Linked DNA regions of Mus musculus: region 2 is linked to region 1. Evidence: chromatin loops called from intact Hi-C (ENCODE). Cell type or tissue: heart. All regions are shown on one strand. Each heading gives the region's core, and the rest is flanking DNA. Links, peaks and the distances in the headings are about the cores only. Region 1 has its middle 4.4 kb from the start of Mif. Region 2 holds the start of Gstt1 (glutathione S-transferase, theta 1).

Evidence for each region. Hi-C counts contacts between places; a loop is a spot of excess contacts. Peaks named below come from ENCODE experiments on the same cell type or tissue, not always from the same donor. Only the 100,000 strongest peaks of a DNase experiment are listed, where the experiment ranks them.
Region 2: it touches region 1 in a loop (4-fold over the local background); 1 of 42 quality-filtered maps calls a loop at or near these places.

Annotation. Positions count from the first base shown.
Region 1 is chr10:75,853,716-75,858,101 of GRCm38, reverse strand. No RefSeq gene overlaps it. Among named protein-coding and RNA genes, the nearest start is that of Mif, 4.4 kb to the left of the region's middle. In heart, for the core only: no CTCF peak of the experiment used is centred there; DNase peaks (open chromatin) are centred at 2,342 and 3,111.
Region 2 is chr10:75,796,001-75,800,386 of GRCm38, reverse strand. It overlaps Gstt1 (glutathione S-transferase, theta 1), which reads left to right and starts at 1,803. Exons shown (of 5, transcript NM_008185.3): 1 at 1,803-2,002; 2 at 3,257-3,344. The coding sequence starts at 1,891. In heart, for the core only: a CTCF peak has its summit at 2,552; DNase peaks (open chromatin) are centred at 1,796, 2,566 and 3,226; H3K4me3 peaks cover 1,755 bases; H3K27ac peaks cover 1,362 bases; H3K27me3 peaks cover 379 bases.

The DNA of each region.
Region 1 (4,386 bases), core at 103-4,102:
GCCCCTCGGCGGATTCCTGAGTGAGTGAGGAGCTTGCCTGTGTGATCCTGACACTGTGACAGAGGCCTCCCTGTGTGTGCAGGGAGGCCTGACTACCTAGTGTGGATCCAGAGTCCTTCCTGGGCAGGATGGCCAGCATCTCTGTCCCTTGTACTTCATCATTCATGCAGTACCCATCAGCCCAGGCTTGAAACCAAGGTAAGTCATGGGCATCTTCCCAACCACCCAGGCCCAGAGGCACCTACCCTACCCAGTAGAGCCACACCCTTTCCAACTGGCAGCCTTTGCAGCCTTGGCAGTACCAGCCTAGGCTCTGCGCCCCCGGGGCAGCTTGCTAATCTCTGTGCTGCTTGGGTTGGTTTTGGAGCCCTGACCTTGAGAGAAGGGAAGTTCCCTACAGGACACATCGATACCACTCTGCGCCCCCCTCTCCCCCCAGCCCCAGCACTAGATCAGGACAGTAGTGACAGGAGTGAGGGCATTAGCTCACTAGATTAAATGCTGGGAATAGAAGTCCCTTCTTAGAGCAGAGCCTCTACTACTCCCTGTCAGATGTCCTTGGAGGTTCCCAAAACAAGACTCTCCTAGATTCCACAAGGGGCCCTTCCTTCCATCTCATTTTGCATTCATGAAGGCACCTCATGACTGCCTGCATATTGGGTGGCATGCCTTCACTGCAGCCAAAGCAGTCTGGGGCTGCTCTCTTGAATCTGGGTACCTCTTATGAGGCACCTTCCCTCCTCAGCCTGGTCCTTTGCCGCATCTCCTTAGCTCCACCCTACCGTTAACTACAGGGCTGCACTTGAGGTTGAACCTTACCCAAATCCCTGAGTTGCAACTCAGAACCTCTTACTTCTGCTGGACTCTTGCCTTACCTGACCCCACTGACTCCCACATGTGCTCAGGCAAGACTCCCCTCTTCTGCCCTACACAGAGACAGGGAGGGCTCAGGCCTCCATTGACTCTAGTCCAACTCCCTCATTTCACAGATGAGGACACTGAGCCTGAGGTACCTGGCAGTGTCACTGCTGTCTCCCAGGACAGAGTCATGGACTTGCTCTATGTGCTCAATGAGGACTTTGAGTCTAAAGGTCTCTGAGGCAAGCTTCTGGCCCGAGGGCCACATCTGAGTCTAAAATTGAGGTCTCTTTGGCAGAGGAGACAAGCTAAACACCTGTGTGAGTGTGGAGGGCTTGGAGGGGATCACATGAATCAGAAGAGCCACCACCCCCTCTCAAAAAAAACAAAGCCTCAATGTTTACGGCTCTGTAACCAGTAGGAGCATCTACAAAGTGGTCACACCTTGGTGCGCAAGGAAAAGTGGAACAGGGGCCGATGACTTCAGCCCTCCACCGTATTTCTTAGTCAGCCTTACATGTTGCAGGAGGAAGCTACTGCGCCTCCTCTCCCTGACCCCAGCCACTCCTGGCCAGCCCTACTCTCTCCAAAGCATGATCCTTCACTACCCACTGAATGAGGCCGGTTCCTTCTCAAAACCAAGGCCCATGGCCCAGTCAGCTTTCCAAGTGTCAGCTAAGTGGCCTATCTAATGAAACCTGAAACTTTGAGGTTGATTAGGTGAATCTGGGCACAGAAATGCCACCTGTTCTCCCACCGTGGTCCCCTAGGGCCAAAGTATCCTATGAGGTTATCAGCCTATATAATGATAACGGCCCCACCAGTGCCCATGGTCACTGTTTGCCACAGTTGGTCAGCTCTGGCAAAACCTTGTACCTTTTCAGGTGCTGTCCCTTCTCCGGTTCCACATGGAATTGCTCAGGTTCACTTCATGTGTGCCTTTCTGGTGCAGCAGACACTCACAGATGCCTCTGTCTTAGCCCAAGCCTCTTAGATGGGTTGTGCCCAAGCGGATTTCCAGGGCTCCTGGTCTTCTGGGCTGCTGCCCTGGTACCACTCAGGGCTTCTCCAGCCGTGCAGGCTCCCTCCAGCCCTGCCCTCCTATCAGGCACAACTGCATCTCAGAGATCCCCACCGTCCCTTCCCCAGAACCCTTGTCTTGGGGCTGCCACCCCTATCCCACCCCCAGTCCTCACCAGCCACAGCCAGTTCCCTCTGGGAGCCAGATATCAGTGAGATTAAGATTATTTCCCTGCTTCTGCACCATTTTGGGCCTCAGTTTCCCCCATCTGTGAAATGAAGGGGTTCACTATATAAATATATGCCATGCCTCCATATTCACCCAATCGTGAAGATGGATCGGCACATTTTCCATCTCGGGTGGCCTGTGCCTGTACTCAGGTCTTGATAAATTGTAAAACCCCTCCATTTGTGCCGCACCAGCCTCGAAGTGCGGAGATGAGGCGTGGGGCGGGACATCTGAAAGAGTATCACGTGATCAGGCTGATGCGGTGAACAGAGGCCTGGAGCACCGCTCTGAGATGATTCCGCCAGGAGCCGGCCAGCGTACCCCATTGGGCCCATGCTGAAGGGATCCACCACTCTCTAAAGCTGGCAGGTGGCCTGATCAGTTTGAGTCACTGTCTTCTGAGCAATAGCTGAAGATGGAGCTGGTGGCTCTCCCAAAGCAGTGTTTCACTTGTTGAGAGGGTTGAGTAATGTCCAGAGGTTTTCCTTTGTTTTGACTTGAACTGGACACGCAGGTTCATAACCCACCATCTTAGTTTCTCTACATTCTAAAAGAAGTCTAGGATCCCTATTGGTGAAGAAAAATGGATTTATTTACAGTTCTAGCCAAATTAGTAAGAGGAAAAAGTTATTTTGGGCATTTCCTTGGCTTCCTTGAATTAGGGTTTCATCTTCCTCCATAGTGAAGATGAGTCAGGCCTAAGACAGCTTTTGGAGGCAGGAGAATCTAGAAGGCAGGTTACTGGGCCACCAGACTTTCCGGAAGGGGGTTCCACTTCTGGCACTAGCTCAGGCTTTCGACATGGGGGCCATCTGGAGAAACCCGTGTTCCTTGGCTCCCTTCCTGTCATCTCTTGTGCCAGAGTTACAGTTCTAGATGACTATGCTGCTTGAGTCTTCCCTACCGTGGGCAGCTAAACGCCATCCTCACATCCGCCCACCCCTTCCCCTTCCATTCTCAAGAAGCAGCACCATACTAGGCCCCCAGACCTGTGGGACTCTCTGGGTGAGAGGGTCCAGGACCAGGATAGGGACATGATGCAAACAGACCCACCAGTGGGCCTCACAGCTCCCTCTAACCCCCACCCCACCGAGGCTAGTGTGTCCAGTGCTCATGTACAAGAGATAGCAGTTGTTCTGGTCCCCAGTGCCCTCCACCGGGCAAGCTTGGAGTCTGTACTCACAATCACTAACTTACTAGGGCATTCCTAAACCCACTAACAGCTAGATTCCAATACGGCTCCAGACTGAAAAGCTACCAAGGAGATTCCATCTTTGTGTTCCTAGAAACCTTTTTTTTGTTGTTTTTTTGTTTTTTGTTTTTTTAATGTATATATTTTTATTTCTTATGTATATATTTACCTCCCTCTTACAATTTTTTTATTATCCTTTTGAGAGATCTATGAGGACTGAATTTTCGTCACCTGCTTCAACTCCTCAAAGGTTACCCCTCAATTCTATGGTCCTTTAGTTATTATTGCCTACACACATATACTGTGTTATAACTCTGAGGGGAAAGGTGTCCTGGCATTTGAGAGCCAAGGATTACCACAGAGTCACCCCACAAAAAAACCTCACACAGATTGGGAGGAAAAAACCCAGGCCCGTGCCTGCCACTGCTCAGAAGGTGCAGAGAACTGAGCAGAAGACAGGGTTTATAAAGCATTTGGGGGCGGGGCGGGGCGGGGGTGGGGCCAAGATGTCCAGGGTGGGGATTGGTGGGATTACAAGTCCTGAGCTTGGGCTTTTTACTCTGTAGGGCTGGGTCTAGGTCGGGCTGTTAAAGTACTTAGACTGTTCTATGAGTGGAACCTGTCAGTTCTCAGAGGAGGGATAGATGTACATATATATATTTATAAACATGTGAATATATTTGTATCTATTTATAAAATACAACCTTCAGTGTGGGCTCATATGTACATGTGTTTAGGCCTGACCGTCACCTGGGATTGGGTAATGTATTGGGGGAGGGGGTCATCCCTGGAGGACTCCCTTCTCACATTAGCAGGTAATATAGGTTTAGGTGGCCCAAATTCGAATGCCAAAAGAGTTCTCTTCTGCCACTTCCCTCCCACCCCAGGGTGACCCTTCTCTCAGATTTCTCCAGAGAAGGCCTAAATTCACGCACATCACACACGTCCGCTCAACTCCAGCTTTCTCTACAAGTAGCACTTTACACTTGTCTAAGACTTGACCAGAGTGACTCCATCTTTTAGCCAGATGCTCAGTTTTTCTGTGCGCCCGACTGCTGCACAATAGGCCAACTTTCCGGTCACAATG
Region 2 (4,386 bases), core at 152-4,151, 58 kb after region 1:
GGAAAACCTATCCCATCATTTAAGCATGGTGGCCTTGATGAACAGAGGCAGTCTGTGGTTTTAGAGCTTTATTGTAGAAAGGCAGGGAGAGAGAAGGTAGAAAGAGAGAGAGGCCAGCCATGGCCATGTGGAGAGAGGGGGAAAGGGAAAGAGAGAAGGAGGGCTAGAGAGTAAGAAAGGTGAGAGCTTAAAGAGAGTGAGCAGGGGCCAAGCAGCTCCTTTTATAGTGGGCTGGGCTATCAGGTAACTATGGGGAGGAGCATACCTGGCTATAATCAGGTAACCGTGAGGGTGGAGTCTAGCCAGAATGCCTGAAGCTTGGGACATTGTCTGTGCGACTTATAGCCACAGAATTATGGAGTTGGGGATTCTGTGGTTTGAGGCACCTGTCTCTGGGAACACGGCTTGGTGTTCCATCCCTTGTAGAGTTTTCTACTGGGTCACCAGAGCAAGCCTCATTCAACCAAAATAGACTGCCTATCAGGGCTGAGGAAACGGATTTATCAAGCTGTGATTATGACAAAAGAACTTCCAGGAGTCAGCAACCTCCAGACAACTCTGTTGTTTCAGGGGTAGGGTACATAAGGGATCTTATGAGTATAGGTAGAGAGGGCTAATTGGTCAGAGCACAGCACCTAATTATCATATGGGCAGGAAGCAGAGCGGGACTTGTGTGCTGAGTCACATAGCCCTCGCAGAGAGCTCTGCACAGGGTCATCCTCCAAACAAGGTAGGGCATCTGTGCTCAGATACTCCCAACCAAGGCCATAGAAAGAAAGGGAAACCCCACTGAGAAACGGAGTCCTCCATTTTGCACCAAGCTTGGAGAGCTATCCGGGGACATGGAGGACCTTAATAACAGGCTTCTCCAACAGGAATCGTGGCAGACTCCATGAAGAGGCATATGATATCTGGAAAAATCGGCACTCAGTCTTGGGGCCCTCAGTTTCAATATTAAGCTCAGGGACAAAGTTGTCAGAATCATAAGGACAATTTTTTATTTATTATTTATTTATTTTTTGTTTTTTCGAGACAGGGTTTCTCTGTGTAGCCCTGGCTGTTCTGGAGCTCACTTTGTAGACCAGGCTGGCCTCGAACTCAGAAATCTGCTTGCCTCTGCCTCCCAAGTGCTGGGATTAAAGGCGTGGGCCACCACTTCCGGCTGGACTCAACCTTTCATGAAAGGGATCTACACGTTTCTTTCACTATGTGTATAAACAGCAAGGAACTTCCCACCTTACAACCTTATAACCTTCATCAGATATGGAAACTGCGGGAACCTTGGCCTGGGACTAATGGTACATTTCTGTTCAAAAATTACATCTAAGGTACTTCTCTATCACAGTCCAAAGGGAGCTAAAATGTCAGAGGATGGAGAAGCTAATGCTCTCAGGTACAGGAAGGCCAACCTTGTCAAATGACAGAGCTGAGATGCGAGTGACATCAAAGGCCCACAGCATCCTTTGCTTCTTGCTGGTGGTGCTGGTCCATATCTTTGGCTTGTAGGTCCCGGAGGAATACCTTAGTTTTCCCATCTGGGAAGTGGGGACGATTGGGAATTCTAACAACACACTAGATAGGGTGGGTATACCTTTGAAGACATTCTGCTTTCAACTAAACCGGCCACAAGAGGACTAGCAGCCAGGCCCTCTAACACCTCCTCTGCCCACTCAGAGGAGACCAGTTGTGTCCTCTGGCTCATTCCGTGCTAGATTCCAGTTGCAGGGCTCTTGGAACACAAGCTAGCTCCCCCTTTAGAAAGAAGGGCCAGGCTGCGGTATCCGCCCAGTGGGGGCGTGGCCACACTTGGCTTGATAGGGATCCCTACTAGCCAGCCTGGACTTTTTGATAGTCTGGCCAGTTACAGAAGTGGTTCCCGCCGCCTATGCCATGGTTCTGGAGCTGTACCTGGATCTGCTGTCGCAGCCCTGTCGCGCCATTTATATCTTCGCCAAGAAGAACAATATCCCGTTCCAGATGCACACGGTGGAGCTGCGCAAGGGTGGGCAGGGCTACGGCTTTGGGGATCTGAGAAACAGGGGAGGCAAGACGGACTTAGGGGATCTCTCTCTGTACTCTCCCCTTCCCAGGCTTTTTCTGGTTTAGAGACCACAATAGAAAGACACCAGAGAGAACCAGGGTTCAGGACTCCCGCCAACTCTGCTGTTTGTGGAATAGACGCCGGCCAGGACCTGCTGAAACTGAATAGTGTGCAGACCTAGCAACAGAAACGGGCAAGCAGTTTGGACCTAGCTACAGGGACCTCCAGAAGAGTAGTGGGTGTAGGGCATAGCTAGGAGAACAAATGTGGAGATCTGGGCAGTCACTCCTCGGATCGTTTCCCCCAGTGCTGAGATGGGCAGTACTACACAGAGCCATCCCTGCAAGTACCTTGCCTTTGCAACAGGCTCTCTCCGCCAACCTGGTCTATTGGAATTCCTTTTTGTCGTTCCTTTTCTTGACTTTCTGTTTTCCCTTTCTCTCTGCCTCTCTTTGTGCTGCGAAGAGAGAGAGGCTGCTGCATGGGGGTATGCCAGGAACTTGGAGCCTCCTCCCTGCTGGCCGCTGAGAGAGCCCTGCGCTCTGGCAAGACAGGGTTGTAGCAAAATGAAAGTGTTGCATAATGGGCTGTGGCCGTCTCCATACTGTCTCACTGCTTGTCCCGCTCTGTCTGAAACCTCACGTCTCTCTTCACTGTCACCTCTAGGTACAGTGTACTTAACCCCCCACAGGTTCTGCCCTTGCAGAGTATGGTGTAGGCCGGTGGGGGAGGGGGTGGCCCGGTGGGGGTGGGGTGAGGACGGGGGGGGGGGGGAACTGATAAAAAGATGTTCAAGTAGGCTGTTAAAAATAAGCCTGTCGAGGGAGACAGGTTCCACTAGGAAACGAAGGGAGAGTGAGAATCCCCCACTTGATCCGGGGCAATGGGAGCCACTGAGGACTGTGGGGCTGAGCGCAAGGAGGCAAACTTAGAAACTTACCTGGAGTGCATCAACAGGAAGAAAACCAATCCAGACCAGAAAGGGCTGCTAGCGGGCAAGTCCCACAAGGACCTGTCAAGCGTATGATACCTATTTTGTATCAAGGGCAAGGGGCCACCCCCTCTTCTCTCACAGGAGCCCTGCCTGCGCACCCCATTTAGGGAATAGCCCAGTCCCAAGAAGAACCATGAATTTAGTGTTCAGCCTCCTGGGACCTTGGCCCAGGCTATCAGAGACCCCCAGTGTTCTCCTCCCTCATGCTGGACTATCTGCAGGTGAGCACCTCAGCGATGCGTTTGCCCGGGTGAACCCCATGAAGAGGGTACCAGCCATGATGGATGGTGGCTTCACCCTGTGTGAGAGGTAAGCAAGCCTGGGGCTATTGCTAAGTTTTACTGGAAACCAGCCTGTTCTAACCCACTGTGTTATAAACTAGGAAGCTGGCACTGGGAGGAGGGGGAGGGGAGATGGCTCCGTGGTTAAGAGCACTTACTGCTCTTATAGAGGATTTGGATTTGGTCCCAGCAACCTTACGAAGTGGCTCCCAAACACTTATAACTCCAGTTCTAGAGACCCACTGCCCTCTTAGCATCTTGGGCACATGAACTCATGTAGATGCACTAGCAACTTAAAGCAGTGGTCCTCACCCTTCCTAATGCTGCAACTCTTTAATGCAGGTCCTCGTGTTGTGGTGACCCCAACCATAAAATTGTTTTTGTTGCCACTTCCTAACTGTAATCTTTGTTGTTTAGTCAGGGAAGGAGTGAGCCTAGTGAATCTGCTCAATTTCAGGGACTTTCTGGAGCTATTTTGTGTTGTAGAAAAATTTTTTTATTATTATGTTTTTGTGTATGGCGAGTATATTCTTTCTTCTCTCTCTAAAGATTCATTTTTTATTTTATTTATATGAGTACATTATAACTGTCTTCAGACACATCAGAAGAGGGCACCCAATACCGTTACAGATGGTTGTGAGCCACCATGTGGGTGCTGGGAATTGAACTCATGACCTCCGGAAAAGCAGTCAGTGCACTTAACTGCTGAGCTATCACTCCAGCCCCCATGTTGTAGACATTTTTAACCCCAATCTGAGATTTCTACCCAGCCTTTGATTATTTAGTTCCCAAATAAAAGACACACAAGTTTTATTATTTACAATAGCCTTAAACAGCACAAGAGATGGGCAGATATCTACCCTCTATGCTATTAGAATCTGCTTACATATCAATAACCCTGAGTTATTACTTACTATGTTTTATCTGGGCTGCTCTTAACTCCAGTTGGCCAACCCTCAGGGCCAGGTTTTCCTGAACTCACCTAACCCATGGCGTCTTCTTCTTCCTCCTCATCTTCTTCTCCCCTGTCTGGTTCTCTCTTGACCACCCCCTCCATCCCCCTTGGGCCC